Linked DNA regions of Homo sapiens: region 1 is linked to region 2. Evidence: chromatin loops called from intact Hi-C (ENCODE). Cell type or tissue: ovary. All regions are shown on one strand. Each heading gives the region's core, and the rest is flanking DNA. Links, peaks and the distances in the headings are about the cores only. Region 1 has its middle 570 kb from the start of HTR1A. Region 2 holds the start of HTR1A (5-hydroxytryptamine receptor 1A).

The links. A loop is a pair of places that touch in the nucleus more often than their neighbours do. Peaks named below come from ENCODE experiments on the same cell type or tissue, not always from the same donor. Only the 100,000 strongest peaks of a DNase experiment are listed, where the experiment ranks them.
Region 1: a loop joins it to region 2, with 2.7 times the contacts of the local background. A loop is called at or near these places in 60 of 110 quality-filtered maps.

What each region holds. Positions count from the first base shown.
Region 1 is chr5:63,389,059-63,399,194 of GRCh38, forward strand. No RefSeq gene overlaps it. Among named protein-coding and RNA genes, the nearest start is that of HTR1A, 570 kb to the right of the region's middle. In ovary, for the core only: no CTCF peak of the experiment used is centred there; no DNase peak of the experiment used is centred there.
Region 2 is chr5:63,953,985-63,964,120 of GRCh38, forward strand. It overlaps HTR1A (5-hydroxytryptamine receptor 1A), which reads right to left and starts at 8,461. Exons shown (of 1, transcript NM_000524.4): 1 at 3,890-8,461. The coding sequence starts at 7,735. The coding sequence ends at 6,467. RefSeq lists a silencer at 6,338-6,559 and an enhancer at 7,198-8,175. In ovary, for the core only: no CTCF peak of the experiment used is centred there; a DNase peak (open chromatin) is centred at 5,437; H3K4me3 peaks cover 963 bases.

The sequences.
Region 1 (10,136 bases), core at 4,866-7,365, 560 kb before region 2:
TGCTAAAATTTCACCTGTATTTAGATTTCCTCTACACATCTTTTAATCTTCTTTGCCAAGCATATTAGGAGGAGATAAGCTTTGTTGATGCCATCGTTAATTGAGAAAAAAATAATCTGTTAACTTTGTAACTGCAAATGGAAGCTGTGTAGTTCTTCAGAAAAGAGATTAGTGATACATGCATTTCCTTACTTCAGAGATAACAGTTTAAATTTTAACTATGTCATGTAAGCTATAAATATTTCACTTTAAAATTAGAATTTAAAAAATAAGGAATTTCAAGAGAGCTGACTTAGGCCTTGGACATCTGAGTAGACGTAACAAATCAACAAAGGAATAAAATTGTATGAATTTCATTCTATATTCTGCCTATACCTACCTGAATTTGCCCACCTCCTAACACAATTTCTGTCTGTCTGTCATCTATCTATCTCTCACTCAGTCTCTATCTACACACACACAATATGTATGTATGTATGTGTATATATATGTGTGTGTGTGTGTGTATACACATATATTTTAAAAGTTTATTTCTCATAACAATTTTCCCAGAGGGTGTAGGCAAATATGGTTTGTATGGGCAGAGAAAGAATGGGGAGAAAAATCATATATACACACATACATATATATATAATGTTTTTGGCCAAAACATGTAACATAGCTGAGTTTAGATTAAAGAAGTAGGGCTGAATGACCCAGCCACAATATGAGGGCACTGAAAAGTTACATAGCAAAAGACACTGATCCAGAGAAAGTTGAAATTTTGAGGCTGTTTGTGATAAATTCATCCTCCATCATCTCTCATCCTCCTGCTTCCAACATTATCAGGGTTTGAGATATTTCCATTCTTTTCTGTTCCTGAGGTTTCATTTCTTGCTTCACTAAAGTTGATTCTCTAATACCTTTGTCAAGAAGGGTACATAAAAATTGTATTCCCTCTGGGAATAAATGTTGTGGAGTACATATTTTTTTCTTGAAGAATTAATAGATATTGTACCATTATTTCCTAGCATTCAGAATTGCTATAACAAAAGACCTACCTAGCATTTTTAATCACCGTACTACTCATAAACACTTCAAGCTCTGAGAGCCTCAGGCCAGGACCCAAGCTATTTCTCCAAATAGAGTTGGGAGAAATCCTGGAATAGACTGGTCACAGTTCTTCCTATTATAAAAAGCAGAGTCTGTAGATTGCTTGATAGCTGAATAAAGGACAAATTGGGGGATAATCCTCTGCCTTTTTCCTAACAGCCATGTATCTCAAATAAAATTCATGTAAGTCATCAGGTTTATTTGGTTTTAAACAACTCTTGCTGTCAAAGATTTATCATCAAATTCTGACAAATTTTTTTTCCCTAAACTGAATTTCACTGTATTTAGAATGGCAAGATTTATTAGTACTTCAAAGGGGAATAAAGTTGTTCCCAACACATTAGAAAACAGAAGCCAAAATACTCTTCACCTCTAGTATTTGTTTCTGTTCTCCCCAAATCTCTATTTAAATGAAGGGTGTCATAAAAATTGCTCTTAGACGTGTATCTTTTTCCATCTTGACTGCCACAGTAAATGTATTCTGTTTTGAAATTTAGAAGATTATAGCATCCTAGAAAGTAAGAAGTAATAGTTATTCCTTGTTTTGATCCCAATGGTTGCTGATGTATTAGCCATCTCATTTCATGGTTATTCTTTCCTTTCACAGTCTATTAACTTGCTGTTCCAGGATCAACAATCTGTAACTCAGTGGAGAGGCCACAACACGTGCAGGGATTTAAGTGTTATCTTCTAAGGTCATTTGTAGTTCCAAGTGTATTTGGTAGAATTTCCTCTTTTGACTCAATTTCATTTTATCTGATCATCTTGGAGGAGAAGAATTGACTGCAACTCGTGTTGTATTTTTAATTATTGTTTGATTCTTTGTCCACTTTCTTTTTTTCCTATTAACTAGTTTAAAAAATAAAAGAAGTGTGTTTGTTTTTTCTTTGTCCCTTCCCTAGCTATCGTTATTGAAAACCATTTGCTGTTCCCTGGTTTCTGCAAGAGAGTTGAGCCAGAATTAGAAAGGTTTGCATTGGCACTGCTGCACACAAAGTCTATCATCTCCTAGTTGCTATTATCCCCTAGAGAAACTAGAAAGCAGAGTGGAAGTTTAGAATCAGCTGATTCTTGCATTCAGTCAGGATTTTAGTAGTTTAATATATTTTATCAGCCTTAGCAATGGAAAAACTTCACTATAATTATGGGATATATCTACTGTAAGCAATCACCAATCTAGATTCAGAGTTTGCTGAGGTTTTCCCAAATATGCGTCTAAAACTTAAAAATTTAATTTGTTCTTATTATATGTAAAGTTAGCTTATTCTACTGAAAAATAAAACATTTAAAATATCAGGGAAAAATAATTACTTTTTAATAAAAATCAATTATAATTGGGAAAAAACACTCACTTGACATGAATTTGTCTTACTTTGATGAGTTTTTAAAGCGAATCTCTTTTCCTTGTATGAAAGTTTCTTGAAGTATTGCTACTATTATTAAAATGAATGCATGTCAGTTCTTACACTAAAAGAGAATTATATTAATATTATATAATCCCTGGGTACATTTTTCAAGAGTTCATCTTATAATCACAAACTAAAATGGAAATGCTTTCAATTCAATATGCCAAAAATGTAGATAATGTGTACTAAGGCAAAAACACTTATAAAGATGATACAATTCTAGTAATTTAGGGCAAACAGACAAGTGATTTGGTAGGTGCCATGTCCTGTGCATGGATCCTACTGTTTGGAATTCCAATCATAGACCCCAAAATAATCACCTATGCCCTGTACTGTGAAGTATCAGTCACAGTCTGATAACTAACTTCTTTGCACTATTATTTAAAGAAGAAAATGTAAATACCACACTCCTATCAGCTCGCAATGGAGCAGAAATCTCAGTTCAACACGACGCAGTGAAATAAGAATGTTCTCTGTAATTGCAGCAACCAAAATGATTACCTTTTTACAAAGCTAAAAGAATAATAGCAATAATGTAATAAGGTACTGTGTTGCATTGTTGCCAGTTATTCCTAGCATTGCTGAAAATGCCAGGCGAGAACTGAGAATCCTGCTTTTACTTTTTAGAGGCCAAAAGCCTCCTGCTTTATCCATTTTAATCCTTTATCAGCTTCTTGCCAAATGAATTATCTTGAAATATCAAATGGCAGTTTCAAGCATGGAAAAGATGGAGGATCCAGGAAAAGATCACTGTGGCTTTGGATGTACCTATCTATCTCAGGAGTGCATTTAGCTTAGGAAAGAACCAGTTTTATTCATGAGAGCAATCTGAAACATGGTATTCATTTTGTGATTATAATATTCTTTGGAAGTTGCTCAAAAAACAGTATAGTAACAAATGCTAGAAGTACCTGGAATTGGTGCCATAAGTTGATGATTAATGTGTTACATTGGCACTGTCACTAATCCTGCACTACAGAAAGTCAGCATGTCTTCAGCATAACTACTGCATTGTCTTTGAGGAAGAAATAATTCAATTTGGCTGTGCTTCCTTAATGAGTTCCCAGATTGTCCAAGTAAGGGGCTAAAGTTATGGGTGTAATTCTGTTTGTACACATACTTGTTTAGTAATATAGAATCCAAGAAGATTAATGAATAATTAAGAATTCTGGGATGACAATTCTGACATTTCTACCTTCGTTCAGGCCTTCCTATTTGTCAGAAAAGAGGGACAATTCCCTTGTAACTTCTCAAGTCACTGACTTCAATGAAAAAAAAAAAAACAACACAAAACCACAAAAGTATAAACTGCTCATAAATGAGAAAACTCTCATCTCCCAGATGAAAGAGCTGCCCAATAATAGTTCTTTTAGAAAGGCTTTATTTTCTTTTTAAATATTTTATTATCTGTTTAAAACTTTCAGCTTCAGAGGGTTTCAGACAAACCTGTAATTTCTGTGGTCATTGTTTTCCACATACAGTCCTTCAGACCTGAGTTTCTCCAGCTCAAGCCTGAATTTATGCACAAGTCAAAAAAGGCTCTCATTTATATGCTGAGCCTCGAGGGGTTCTTTAAAAACATCCTAACCAAAAACCAGTCAATAGTTGCAAAGTCACTTGGTAATTTGGCCATTTCTGAACAAACGGAAACTTATATAAGATAGATAATTCATTCTAAAATGTTATATTTGGGAGAATCATTATGAGCCACTTTAAAGAGTCAGTGTCTCACATAAAACAGAAAGCTTTTGAACATATTCTTCCTGTGCCATTTTCTGTAAGCTAAGTGTTAAACAACTGTATCCCAAAGATCACTGGATTTGAACACATATTGGCATGTTTGGTTTCTTTTGTTTTTCCTTTCATTCAACACCACTGTTGAGCAATCACTGAATGAGTTGTAGGGATATAACAGTGAATAAAACTGATAATAGGGGAAATAATGGGAGAAAATAAGCAATAATCGGGTAACCGAATATCACTGATAATTTAAATACAGACAGATATAAAGCATAAAGTAAAGCAAGTTAGTGGAATGTATACCTTATGTTGGGGTGAGGTGTGCTTCTCTAAAAAAGTATCATTCAAGCAAAGATTTGAATGTTGAGAAGGAGCCATCCATGCAAAGGCCTGAGAGACTTGTGTTCCAGGCAGAGGGAACAGCAAATGCAAAATCCAAAACAGCAGAAATCATGATAACAAAATACACATGTTGCTTTAAGGTTAAGTTAAATATAAACTATTTCTATGATAGCAACATCCGTAGAACATGAGCCCACTAACATTGCATAAGATTCTGAAAGTCATCCTGGTCTCTGCCTTACCAGTATTTAAGTAACAACACTAAGAAACCAAGAGGTGGATAATTTGCTTTGTAAATTCACATGATATAGTTTTAATGTGTTGATGGAAAAGTCAGATTGTCCTTCTCATTACTCAGGATTTTGCTCTATTCTTGATATCTTTCAAAATCTATCATTGTCTACTTTTAAAAACAAAAACTCAAGAGGATTCAATGTCATTAATATCAAGTTATTAAACAGGCACAACAGTCTCTTTCAGTTAAAGCATTTGTTAGTTTGCAAGAACTCTTTTTGACACTGACTAACCATCACCGTGTAAATAATAGATCTACCACTCCAGAAAGCAGTTTTCCTCTATTGACATTTGCCTCTCAGCAGCTTTTGATGCCAGACCAAAAGAAATGGAATTGTGTGGATATAATTACTTGTTGTAGCAGCAGTTAATGCATTCACTATTGTTCCCCAAGGACTTAAAGGCTCAAATATCTATTCTCTGAATTTATTAGAACTAAGATTCACACATTTCTGTAGTCATAGTGATTTGGGAACACAACAGGAATAAAACAGAAGTTAGAATATTACTTCACAGCTTCAAAATTAAACTCTCTGCTGAGGGGGGGTATCCTTTCAAATTTGCATACTAACGTTTGGCCAAGATAAAACTTCCAATGGCATAATTAAGTGTTCCTGAACTCGGTTTCTGAATGCATTTGGAAAAGGTGGCTATGAACATTAAGAACTGTATTGTTTAAAAGCAATCTAAAAACCGCTTTGAAAACAATGTGAAGGTGGTAGGTGGACTGAGAATTTTCAGACTCCTGCATATATGATATGATACTTTGAAGAAATATTGGTGATTATATTGAGTATATAAAAGTAAAATTCCCGTTCCCAAAGAAATATCACAGAGTAATTTCAGAAATATTTCTTCATATTTACAAACATGGAGAAATAGAATTTGTTCTTCATTTTTTCCTGTATCAGATGGAAATTCTAAAAAAAGAATATTTCCCTTCACTCTATTTTCTTTCTCATAAACTCCAACTCTAATGGTAAATTGCATGGAACCAGTTCCAAATACACACTCTCTCTCTTAAAAATGTAATAATCTCAAGCTAGAGGAAAGAAAGATAGCCAATGAAAAGAGATGCAGATAAAAGACAACTGAGAAGAAGCTTAAAAGGTTTTCCTTTTAAGCTTTTCTCTGTTCTTCCATCAGCAAAGAGGAAAAAGGAGGATAAAAAGAAGGTAAAATGTTTCACTCTTAAGAGGGTTACATTAGCATGTGGTTTCAATGTGCATCCAACTATAAATTCTTTCTAGCAAAACATTACTTAATATTGATACCTAGGGTATAAGAGTGGGAATGAATCACTGAAAATTCGGATGGACTTACATAGATACTAGCAGTTGTATTTATACATGGTTAAGGGAAGAATAATGCTCAGATAGTTTAGAGGTAAAGCTGATCTTCAGGACTGAGCACAGAGACAGTCTACTTATTAGCCTAATTGGGTATGTATCAGATAAGGTTTACCATATAAAGAGAGGATGTCTGCTTCATCTTGGGGGTTAGAGGGGAGGTTGAATGTTGTTAGAGAAGTAGTTTGGAGTTCAATGCCACCCATATAGTGTTCTGGCACAGACTTTGAAGGAATTTTTTTGTTAAGTTCAAAGGAAAGAGCGGGTACTAGATGAAATATGTCATTGAAGACCCTCTTCTTGTCTAACATTAAAAGTTGTTCCATAAACTAAGAATGTAAGTCAGTACTCTTTGGGTTTTTAACAAATTTTGACCTGGTCAGAGAGGACCTTTCTCCACTGGCCTCACTGTAATAACACTCCCAATCATGTGGTAGGACTTCTATGCTGAAGTTGGAGTTTATACATACTTGTGAGCCTCAATCTTTTAATAATCACTAATGTTCACTTTTGTCCTTGAACACAGCACAGTGCTGACCAAGTAACATGCCTTCAATGGTAAATTATTACCTCCAAGTCTTTATGTAATCTTTAGTACCAGGATAGATAATATTTTTCTGGTGAGAAACTGACATTGTAATGGTGTCATCTAGTGGGATACAGCAAATATAGTACCTGGCTCCGGTGTCAGATTTGGATTAGAAGGGTTGTCTCCAATTAGACTTGGAAGATTGAACCAACCTCCTGAGCTCTACAGTTGTATCTGTATCACAATTTCTGTAACTATTTCTTCTGCTCCCAATTTTCTCTCCTGAATTGCTAATAGAGATAAATAAATTGATGTGATTTTGTTTGCTTTGTCTTTTCTTCATTCAGGAAGGTAGAATATAGGTGAGCCAAAGGAATCTATTAGGGCATTGTCTAATTAACAAAAAGAGCAAAAGAAGAACGGAACATGGCAGCCCAACTGTGAGTTCTGGTTACATCACTTACTCGCTTCACATTCTTGGTGTACTTGCTAATGTTCAGTAAGACAGCCAAAAATGAGGATGCTAAGACCTATTCTCCCTACTACTCCACTGATATCAGGCATCCTCGTATTTGTAGTAGCTGTTACCTTTGCTTGGAGTAACTTCCTTCAAATGTCCACTTTGCTAACTTGCTCAATCTCCTTAAGTTTTTGTGCCTATAGCCTGTTTTCCACAAAGCCTTCCATGGACACCATATTTAAAATTTCAAGCTAGTTTCCTTCATCACTGTTTTTTTCAGCATACTTAATATATTTTAATAAACAATAAAAACGTTTTATATATTATGTTTGTTGTTTATTATTCCTTCCTCTGGAATTTAAACTTCACAAGGATAGTAATTTTTATTTATTTTATTCCCTGATATCCCTGACTCATAGTAAGTACTTCTATTGATTATTAAACCAACAAATAACTAAATTATATTTAGCAACTAAAATGTTTACTTAACATATAAAATTGTTGCTTTACTTAAAAAATCTCTACTATAGAAAGATTCACAAAGTTACAAAGATGAAAGATAAGAAAGGAGAAAAATTACTATATACCACACAGATTTTATTTCTCCCATTTTTCTCTTTTTAATGTACTTACTTGGGTAACCTTTGTTGAGGACATACTCAATCTCCACACAAGGGAAAGAAGTAGAGGATGGACTTTGTAGTTTGCAGTTTAATGGGGAAAATAATTTTTTGGGGGCCTGATTGTGTTAGACATCTTAATAAATTAATGATAGCAGAGGGGTCTTTCTACTAAAAACACCCAGCTTGGCTGCTGCTGATTTAGAGTTTTATTCTTTTAGCTGGAATGATCATTGGTCTCATTTTATCACATCACTGAAGTCTGTTTTTTCAGCTCACAGCCTGAGGACATGCAATCCATAATCAAAAGTCAGAGGAACTCAAAAATGGCAGCCTCTCTTGTGAAACACAATTCATTCCATGGGATATTTTACATTTGTGGTCTCTAAGCCACTTAGAAAGTAAATAACCCAACTATACAAGTGACAAGTAGTGACCCCCATGCTACTTTAGATGGAGATTTGCCAGGAGAAAATTATGTAAAATGTAGGTAGGTATCAATATTTCCCAGATTTATAATTTAGACTGTGGCTTTATTAGCTTTAGTTACCAGTGACTTATGGTTCAGGATGGGAGTTTAAACTTATATGTTTGTTGCCAAAAAAAAAAATGATGATAACAATTCATATGCTTAAGTTTAAACAACATTTTAGGACTAGATTTTGCCACTGAAGGAAAAATAGGCTTTAAAAAAAGGGATACGGACAGTGGGGAAGGAGATTTTCCTTTTAAAAAGAGAAATTTCTGAAGATAAATAACAAAAAAAAAATGAAAGTAAAATGGGTAGACTGGGTCTCTCTCTGATAGAAGCCTCCTCAAACTCACAATTGAAAAGACAGGGTTTGAATGTAAACAACTGTTTAGACCTATGAATACTCAATAACCTAAGAAAAATGATAGAAATCTAGATTTAGGAACAAAAAATTAAACTAGTAGGGGAAGATTTGTTCTAACTATATATTCATTTTTATTACTAAATAGAGCACATACTCGAAGACTGAAGGGCCTGTACTTGGATTCTGTCACTTTCTCAGGGCCTCCCCAAGACTGGAGAGAGGCATTAACAGTAACATAGGCAAAGCTCAATTGTCTGCTGAGATAGATAAACAAAATGATATGTCAAGCAACAAGTGTATGACAATATGGAGTGCTGGGAACTGTGAATACCTGGATTACATGTTCAGAGACAACAGTCTTCACACTGTTGTGAACAGAATATTGACATTTTGATTTAGCTTGTAAACTGCCATTTTTTTTTTTTACCTCTCTTTAATGGGTAAAAGAGATCAACAAAATTTCCCCTATCAGAATAAAGGAAGAATCTACTTCAAAGAAAGAAGCCAGTCTCCTCCTCCATAGAATGCAGATGTTGTCAATTCTTATAGTTTTATGGTGTCTCAGCATCTATTCTGAACCTAGGTTTAACTTCGCATACCAGAAGAAGGGCTTAGTAACTCTTGACACAGTTTTCATTTCTCTAGCTCTTTCTGATTCTAAGTGTGGTCCATCCAGATATCTGCCTTAAGTAACCACCTCCTAGTGTCCAACTCCCCATGGGATATGCAGAGATAACCTCCTTGACTCACCTCACTGACTCCACTCTCCACTCAGTATGCAGGTATGCTACAGGGAGCATTCCCTGTCCCAGTCACCACATGTGACTCACACCCGCTTGCTCTGCATCCACCAATTAGAACTCCATGTGGGAAACTTGCTGGGGTAATGTCCTGGATCCCAGTAAAGCCTCAGGCTATAGGTCTATCTCTCTCTGTCTCTCTTGCTCCCCACCTGCTGTTTGAACACATTGCCCTGTGACCTCTCATTGGCTCCCAGAGGCATCTCTCTACTCTCATGGATCTGAGAATAATATACTTTCTGTTATGTCATGTGTTTTTGTTTTATGGCCTCCTCTTACTTGACTGACACATGCAGATTTAACTTCTTTCCCAGTCAGGGCTCTCCTAGAGAGTGGTCTGGGCGATAGAGCAAGACTTCATCTCAATAAATAAATAAATAAATAAATAAATAAAAAATAAAGAAGTACAACAAAACACATCTGGCCAACTAAAAATCATATTATTGTTTTTTAAATTCAATACTTTTGAGACCTATTTTGAACTACATATACCAGTATATGTAAGTACATATTTATTAAAGAACATAATTATGTTTATTTCAACATTTAATATATTTACTTTCATGCTACATTATTATGCATGTTATTATGTCATAATGACATAATTTATATAGTCATTTCAGATAAGTATATCTTGACCTTGTCTATTTATAGCTCTTCTTCTAGAC
Region 2 (10,136 bases), core at 4,284-6,783:
AAAGTTAAAAATCAGCTTTCACCGTTTGATTTCTATCTTCTTTAGTTATTGCAAAGTCAGGCTAATTATTTCCAAAGACTATGAAGCACACCATATTTCACAGGGTACTTCCTCTCCAAGGACTTTGGAGGAGTTTGAAAACACTTTCTCATCTCCGCAGCTATATAACAAAAGTGTGTCCTGTTATCTCCCCTGTCTTTTCCTCTCCCTTCTGCTCCCAGCCAGCTTTTTTCCCTTGCATTTCTTCAAAGATGAAACTAGCTTAGACACAACAGAACAATCACTTTCCAATACAAAACAGCTCCTTGAATTACTGGCCTGGACAACGTTCTCAAAGGCAGGGCAATTGCGCGGGGTTATAGGCAGTTGGCATGATAATACTTGGGATAGTGTCAGATATGGAAATGTCTGTGGATTCTACTCATTTCCCTATTCTTGCCATTGCCACATAAGCAAAGTAGATGGAAAAATAAAAGAAATTCACTGGATACATTAGCCTCACTGCTATGGTCTGAAAGTTTGTGTCCCCCTAAAATGCAAGTGTTGAAACCTAATCACCAATGTAAAAGTATTACCAGGTGCAGTATTGGGGAGGTGATTAGGTCAGAAGGAAAGAGGCTTCATGAATGAGATTCATGCACTTATAAAAGAGGCTTCAGAGAGGTTCCTGTCGCTCTTGCCATGGGAGGTTACAGAGAAAAGACAGCCATCTGTGAACAAGTTAGCAGTCCCTCACCAGACAACAAACCTGCTAGTACCTTGATTTTGGACTTCCCAGCCTCTACTACTGTCAAATACATTTCTGTTGTCTGTAAACTACCCAATTTATGGTATTTTGTTATAGCAGCCTGAACAGACTAAGACACTAATGGATCTAGATTTTCTAGTAATATAAGGATCAAATAGGTCTCTTATGGTTCTTAATAAGCGAACTCAAACAGCAAAACTGATTTCCTCTGCTCTCCACTTACTTAACTAGACAGACACAACCTTTAGGCTTCATGTACCATTCTTAATACACTACTTAACATGGTATTTTTGGGTTGCTCTTCCTGAAAGGCTGTTCTCTCTTGGAATTGTGCCCTCTTCAAAAAACATTAACATCCCCTACTAAAAAAGAAATTAATATTAATCAGGGAATTGATCCAATCATTATGTAGTAGCATTCCTCATATACTCATCCAAATGGCAGATTGTTCTAATGCTGTGATATGTATTTATACCTTTTCAGCAGGCCCCTGCCATCTGGATTTGGAATTCTTTTAGCAGAAGACAAAGCCTTTTCATGTTTACCGATGAAGCTGCAAAAGGAAAGACCCACAGGAAAAACAATCCCTGACTTTCCCTTTCTGTCATTCGCCCAAATCTCCCTGGCTCAAAACCTCATCAGCATCTTCTACTCCCTCTCTCTTCACATCCAGACACCAAGTCCTGCCAGTTCCTTCTTTGATGCATTTTTCATCATCTTACTTGTTTTCCATTCCTTCTGCCAGCTTCCCATATTCAGGCCTTTATTGCTCTACACCTGCCTCATTGAAATCACCTCCAAAGAGAACACATCTGCTTTCGTTATTAGTGGTCTCCACTGGCTAAAACCACAGTTTCAGCTTTTTAACCTGGCATAAGTACCTCCATATACAATCTCTAGCACCTTTTTCTGTACTTAACACTACTCTGTGAACCTTCTGCTTTAGCTAAAATGTTCTAATTGGTATTTCTAACCAGATCTGCTACTTCAAATTTAAGTGGCACATTATGTGTAAAAACCAGGTGGCAAAATTATAAACATTATATAAGTTTGAATTTTTTGCCTTGTACCTACCCCTGGCCACCCTGTTGCAACTCTTTAATGGTTAATGATTCTCTCCTCATTCTGATGCTCTCCTCCTTACTCTGCTCAAAACTTTCTTCCTCTCATCTAGCCATTCCTTTGGCTTTAGACCCATCTTTTCCTCTCTCTTCCAAGACCCTTTCGGGTTAATACAACACATGGGAGGTTTTGAGTCTGCATCTTTCTCAAGGATCAACATTTGCATAATCAACCCAGGCAATTAATCAACATCCAGCAATCAGATAGAAATTTCATACTAGGCCCTCACTTGCCAGGAAGAAGGGATCAGGGTGTTTCCTGTCACCTCATAAGGAATGTCTGCCTTTTCATATTACCTCCCGTCGGCCCAGAGCTCAATCCTACATACAATATACAGCAATATACAGTGTTCTCTACCCACTCTTCCCTTCCCACTATGAGCCCACAGTGATCTTTGTCTTCTGAATTCTTATAGAGCCAAACTCCTGTGATTCATCCTGTTTATATGACACTTTGACCCTGTCATGAGTAGTTACTTGGCCTTATCAGTTTATTTTTATATATTCAAATTGGTTGAAAACTACTTTAAGGTAACAACAGCATCTTATATTAATTTATAGTTTTATATTTCAATATTATCAAGCAGTAGCTGACACATGATCACTGAAAATGGGTTAGTAGGGCTTCTTAGTCACACTGGAAGTGACTAGTAACTAACAATTCCTTCACTTAGTTGAGGTGTTGATAGAGGCCACAGGAAGGCCTGTAGAAAACAGAAAGCCATTGTCCCTAGAGGAAGAGATGCCAGAGGAAGGAGCAAGGGTCGAGAACAGTAATAGCCAAAATTCAACTGAAAAATGTGTCCAATTCAGCATTTTACTCAACATCAGGAACACATTTAGGTAACATGTTGAAAATGACAAACTTCAGATAGTTCTTATTCTATCAATTCCTCTAATTTTACTCTTTTTTTCTTTTTTGGAGATAGAGTCTTGCTCTGTCACCCAAGCTGGAGTGTAGTGGCGTGATCATAGCTCACTGTAACCTTGAACTCCTGGCGATCCTCCTGCTTCCCCTAGGCCTCAAAAAGTGTTGGGTTACAGGTAAGAGCCACCACTAGCACCCTGATTTTATTTTTCACTCTTGGGATAATATGTGTATGTACATACATCGCCTGAACCAAGCTTCATGAGCTTCAGAGTGCTCTCTGCTCTGGCAATAATGGCCATGACCTTTGTTTACTGGAGGTTTACCCATGCTCACTTTGCCCTGCAGCCATCATTCTGACACCAGAAAGCAGCAGAATGAACAAACATAACAACAGAAACAAGAGGTGTTTTTGACTACTTAAGTAGGGAAATAATAGAGCATAATAATTAATTTTAACATAGTAATACGTCATATATACAAAACCCTACTATGGAAGAAGACCCAGCCAGAAAATAAAATGCCCCTCTACTTTTAATTGATGAACCCCAAAACAATCAACTGTTTCTTTTGAAACAGGGGAGGTTATTTTCCTCCAGCTGAATGTTGCAGGGTAGACAGAGGAGGGATCTCAGCACCACCCACTGTTTTAAAAAGGCAGATTGGACCCCTGTTGCTTTCCCCAGAGACTGTAGTTTTCCTCCATATATCTTCAATTCTGTCCATGTTAGAAAGAAACCTATATGTTACCTGCAGGTGCCAGTCATAGAAAATGCATGGTTTTATGCCTAAATGATATGTGACTTTCTTTTTCCAGAGGCAGATTTTTTTTGAAAGAAATCACCTATCTAGAATGAGTTTTACTGTTGAAAACTACACTTATTTCCCTAAGTCAGATCCCTGACCTGTAAAGAAGGATCTTCTTTTAATCACTGTATTTTTTAACTTTAATTTTAAAATTATACAAATAAATACAAGTAGGTAGAGATTTTGAGTGAAATAAAGATGCATGTGTTACTGACATCAGTTAATTCTAGCATTACCATTATTAAAGTCTTTTATTGTCACGAGGAAAAGTGAAGGCAATTTTGATGCATCAGCACTTTACCTTAGTATAAATACTTTAAAGTAAAAAGAAAGCATCAGGCACTCTTTTGAGATATGCAGCTATTTTATTTCTCTAAATTCTCTATTGCCTTGACAATTATGCTCCAGTTGGATGTTCCTTCTCCATTCTTGTGTAAATATTCCAAAGCCGAAAGAACAAATGTCCAAAAGTCATTGTCACACAATTCTGTAAAAGACACAAATAAATGGAAGTCTCAAAACTTCTAATGTAAAACTTGCTGGCCAAGACATAATTTGGATGAGCAAATTTGGGGTTTGGATTATTTTAAATATAGACTTTGTTCTTAAAATTTAGTGTAACATACAGAAAAACTTGGTTTCTGATATGGCTTTACTTAGATTATGTGAGCAAAAATGAAACTGAATTATCAAATGAGTAATAGTTGTGCTGGAGAAGTCTATCTTATCTTCTTCACTGCAGACCCTTCTCAGCATTATACATGCATAGACAAACTATTCCCAAAGTTCTAAAACTTTCCCTGTTTAGCTGGGATATGATGTCTACTTCCAGTTTAGAATACAGAAGCAGACACCAAAGGAAAGCTTTGTTCAGTCTGACAAACAATAAAATGGCTTCAACTGACAGAGCTGTCCTTTCACTTTCTTAATTATAAACAAATGAACTTTTCACTGGCAATTTTTGCAATCTGTAAATGTAATACGGTTCTCAAAACAGCAAATGAAAACATTCGAAAGGTACAGCTGAAGAGAGAAAAGAGTAGGGATCAATTACTTTGTGAATTTTCTGGAAAACAAGACCATTATTCATAAGAAAATTGGAGGCTAGATCAAACAATGACAAACCTCTAGATCTCCATCATGTAGTTGGAAATTTACATCCAGAGTACCTAAATAACTTCCCTTTCTGGGGCAGCAAAGATTTTAACCAGTTTCTCGGCAGGAGTGGCAAGGCTTCAAGAATAACTGAAGGAGAGAAAGCCTGGAATGCTGCACAATTCAAAGGGCAAAAAGGTGGTTTCCGCAGACCCTTGGTACAGCAGAATGGTCACGCTAGGGAGCAATTAATCCCATAAAAGACTCAGCCTCCCCAGGAAGACCACCTCCTAACTAGTCCTTTAGGACCCTGCTATTTAAACTATCTGCCTGTTGTCACAGATAGTGCTAACCTATGGACTATCTGGGCATTCCATTGAAAGCCCAGAATTCCTATTTGGAAAACAAAGTTCTGCTAACTTTGTGTCTTGGATGTCCTGTAAAGCAAATGCAGCGAGTGTTGGGACACGCTAAACAGAATTATTCCCCGATCCAAAAAGGACAAGAGCGTGAATTAGGAGGAAAAATTCTACATCGTAAGGATAAAATTGCTCTTTCAGGTTTTACTGGGGGAGCCAGCTGGAGCCTTGGGCACGCGCGCCCTGGGGAACCTTTCCTCTTTGCCGCCCCTGCGTGTCGCCCCTTTAAAGCCTTCTTGGTCTCTCCAATCCCAAGAGTTCCGCGGCATCTTGCGCCACTGGCTAAGGCAAAAACCTCAGGTGTCTACCCGCGCTTCAGGGCGCCCCAGAGCGTAGGCGGAGGAACCCAGATCCTGTAAGTCAGCAGCCGGGAGCGCCTAGCGCGCTGCGAGAGCACAGATGGCTGGGGAGGCGCGCGGATTCCAGGCCTCTCAGCTTCCCCAGAGCGCAAACAGCGGCCGGCTGGCGCCTCCCGCAGTAAGTAAGTGGCGATGTCAGGTCGTACACACTCGCCAGCTACCTGTACAAACAGCGTCCGCTCTCTCCACTGTATGATTGTCAGTTTCTTTGGTGAGTGCTGACACCAAGGCAAGCATAAACAAAGTGGTCTGCACACCCTCCTCCTCCTTGCTCTCCCCCACTGGCCCGGCCTTGTACTTACAAGTCCACTCTAAAAGATACCTTCTAGCCACTTGCTTTGAGTCCAAGGAAACAAAGGAAATAGGGGTTGTGCACTGCACGAGAGAGTTAATCTCAAGTCTGCGAGAAGACGGGGAATCCCGGGGGCACCGCTGGCACGGGGAAAAGCAGCCTCTTCCGCCTCTCCGGACCAGCAGATTCGTGCATAAGGATGGGCGAGGGCAGAGAGGGAAGCAATGAAAAAAAGAAAAGATAAAAATGGGGAGAAAAAGGTGAATATTTCAAGGGCCACAGGGCGGGAGAGATGGAGCAAATTCCCAAACCTCAAGTCCAAGTTCTAGAAGTTGGGTGATGGGGTGGAGCCCCTTAGTGGGCGCGGCGGCTGTGTGTACAGTTTATTTATTTTTTGGATTTTCTGCCTTGAACTAAGCATTAAACATCCACCGCAAAGATTTAGGAGATAGAAGAGAGAAGAGGCAATTACTGGGATCAAAACTGATGATACAGGCGAAGTCTGAGCCAATGTCGCTTCTCACAAACTCTCTGAATTTCCTGGGCTCTCAACGCTCCTCCGCTGGGTCTCCTTTGCACAAAGGGCCCTGCCGTGGAGCAGGAAGTGGGGAGGGGACCAGGTCTGCAAGCCGTGAGCGGAGCAGAGAGAAAGAGGAGAAGTGGCGAATTATCTTAAGTGTTGATTCCCTAGGGTTGGGGGAAGCATAGTGAATGGGACGGATCCTGTAGCCTCGACTGGCCGGCTACTCCTCCGTCATCACTGGCGGCAGAACTTACACTTAATGATCTTCTTAAACGCGTTTTGAAAGTCCTTGTTGAAGTATGCGTAAATGACGGGGTTAAGCAGAGAGTTGGAGTAGCCCAGCCAATTGATTATGGCGCCCAACAGGGTGGGCATGTGGCAGCTGCTCTCGCAGAAGGGCAGAACAAGAGCCACGATGAAGAAGGGCAGCCAGCAGAGGATGAAGGTGCCCATGATGATGCCCAGCGTCTTCACTGTCTTCCTCTCTCGGGCCAGGGCCATCTTGCGCTTCGCCTCGGCGTTGCGCTCATTTTTCCTCTCGAAAGAGGCGGGGGCACAAGGGGTAGGACCAGCCTCGCTGGGCAGAGGCAAGTGCTCTTTGGAGTTGCCCACTCGGTGCACCTCGATCACCTCCAGGGCGGCGCCATCGTCACCTTGCCTCACCGCGCCATTGGCGCACAGAGCACCCCCAGCCTTGCTCTCCACGCCCAGCCTCCAGTTCCTGCTCCCCGACTCTCCATTCACACTCTTCTTGGGCTGCGGGGCGGGAGATGCTCCATGGCGGGTGTCCGCTCCGGTCTTCTCCACCTTTTTGACCGTCTTGCGGATGCGGAAGCGCGCAGCTCGGAATATGCGCCCATAGAGAACCAGCATGAGCAGCAGCGGGATGTAGAAAGCTCCAAAGGTGGAATAGATAGTGTAGCCATGATCCTTGCTAATGGTGCATGCGTCGGGGTCCGAGCGGTCTTCCGGGGTGCGCCAGCCCAGCATGGGCGGGATAGAGATGAGGAAGCCAATAAGCCAAGTGAGCGAGATGAGCGCAGCGGCGCGCCGGGGCGTCCTCTTGTTCACGTAGTCGATGGGGTCCGTGATGGCCCAGTACCTGTCCAGCGCGATGGCGCACAGGTGCAAGATGGATGAGGTGCAGCACAGCACGTCGAGGGCGATGAACAGGTCGCAGGTTACCTGGCCCAGTGTCCACTTGTTGAGCACCTGATACAGCGCGGCCATGGGCAGCACCAACACCGACACCATGAGGTCGGTGACCGCCAAAGAGCCAATAAGATAATTGGCCACGTTCTGCAGGGAGCGCTCCAAGGCGATGGCAGCCACCACGCACGCATTGCCCAGCACCGCGCAGAAGATGAGCGTGCCCAGCAGCAGAGAGGTGATCACTTGGTAGCTGACGGTCACGTCGGAGATACCAGTAGTGTTGCCGCCGGTCTCAAAGGGAGCCGGTGGTGATGTGGTGTTGTTGCCCTGACCAGGGCTGAGCACATCCATGCCTGCGCGCCCGGCGCGGGAAGGGGGAGGGAAGAAAAAGCAGCGCGAAGATTCGCCTCGCCCCTTCCCCTGGGGTCTTCCGCCCTTCTCCTGGGAAGTTTCGGAGGAAGGGAATGCAGAGACCCAAGCAGGAAGTTCTTACTGCTTCGGCGAAGGGTATCTCCGAGGAGCAGCTTTCAGGCGCTCCCTGGGCTCTCGCAGTCCAGCGCGTTCAGAAGCTCCAGCTGGGAAACTGGAGTTGGCCTGAAAGCAGCTCCAGGATCTCCCGGCGGCGGAGAGGTGGCTGGAACGTCTGTCTGTCGCTGTCCATTTTACTTTGCCGCTCCCGAACTGGCTGCCGGAGCTGGAGTCTCCCCACTAGCAAACAGTCTCCAATCCCAGAAATATCTAGAACCGAGAAGCCCCATCCTCCACGGTCACTCTGTGACCCTCCTCTCCCTATTTCCTTCCTTCCCTCTCTCCCCCTCTCTCCTCCTCTCTTCTCTCTCTTCTGCCTCTTTCGTCCCCCTTCTCCCCACCTGCCTTCCCTTTCAGTCTCCCTCTTCCTCCTCACTTCCCTTTATTTATCCCTCTGTGAGTCGCTTCGAAAGCCAGGCTCCTTCCCTCCCACTCTAACCCTCCCCTCCTAATACTTCCCCAACCCCGAGGAGTGCCTCTTTCCTCTGGGTCCCCGCCCTCCTCTCCCTCTAGCTCAGCGTCTTTGCATTCGAGTCTCTTTTTGTCAACAGAGACTCAGAACTCACTTACACACACCAGATCCCTGCCGGTCAGACCAAGGTTGTAACAAATAAACTCCGCCTCCAACCCAGCAAAACTGGGGTTGGAAAAACTTGGGGGAGGGAATTCCAACTACTCCTTGCCTCATATTATCTGCCAAATTCTTAAATCGTGTCAGCATCCCAGAGTGGCAATAGGAGATGAGAAAAGGAAGCATAGGGAGCCTGAATGGGAAGGTGAACAGTCCTGGGTCAGTCTCCCAATTATTGCTAATTGATGGAAGAAGACCGAGTGTGTCTTCCTTTTTAAAAAGCTACCTCCGTTCTCGCGCCATTGCACTCCAGCCTGGGCGACAGAGCGAGACTCCGTCTCCAAAAACAAACGAACAACGACGACAACAACAACAAAACGGTACCTCCGTTATCATCTAACAGTCCAGCCTTACTCCCTCAGGGAGAATATTGCCTGTGACTTTTTTTTTAACGTTGGGGAACCGGGAGAGAACGAAATTATAAAGGACGTGTCAAAGGACAAGGAGAGGTAAACAACTGCATCTCGAAATGAAGAACAAAACTCAGTGTGATATATATTCTAAACACACACACACTTTTCCATCACTACTACACTTGTAATTTCAGTGACACTGCCACTTCCCATAGCTTTGTGGCTAGTAAATTCAGGGATGGAAATATTTTGCATATGTGTTCTAAGTGAAGCCTGGCATTTCACATGGCCTTTTGCACTTCTTACCAGAGCCTGCAAACCTCTGGGGGAAACTTGGTGGAATCCCGGTTCGCTAGCCGGCTAGCCTCTCTTAATCTCAGAAACTGGGTTCAGCACCTGGGACAGTTCTAAGCAATGAGGTTTTATGTCGCCACCTTCTGGCAAATGTTTTAGAGTGCCATCTGGAAACCCTTATGCAGAAATGAAGCAAGTATTGAGGAAATACAACAACTTTTAGAAAGAGGAAGACAGTTATTAAAAGACAAGGTAGTATTGAGTTTTGTCTCCTTCCTATTTTCTTTAAAAATTTATTTTAGTGCCCTCTTTTGCTCTGAACCTTATATATCAGGCCTATTATATGTTTTAGCTTCCTTCGAAAGCCTGAAGTATCTGTCATTCACAAGTTCTAACTGGGAATGCCATTTTAATAAAGCTAGGCTAACACTTTCACCTGTGTTGGTTTTGTGCTGTCATAACCTGAACTTTGGAACTGACATAAATTTACCTTTTGTTGGAGAAACGAATAGTATTGCATTTTCCAAATGATTTAACATTTGGAAATGTTAAATCACTGAAAATAAAGATACTTACAAGGGTTTGTTCTAAGCTGTTTCCTTTAACAAGAAAAACAAATTTAATCACATTTGAGCATTGGTAAAGAATGGGACTTCTAAGCAACTACAGTAAACATACCACACAACATTTCACTTATACATCCTGATTGCATGCCTGAGGTGAAAGGAATGCAATCTCAAAAGCAGTTGACACTGGATAACATGAACAGATTCACTACAGATTGCAATAATCTTAATATTGTGTTCAAATCTGAGCTCTGAATTTCATAGCTCTGAATTCTCCAAGCCCAAACAAAAGAGCAATCACCAAAGCATCAAAAAGAATCCAGTTGGGCCAATGCATTACAATACAGGACAGTGTGTTTGGATAAGGTTTTGTTTGTTTT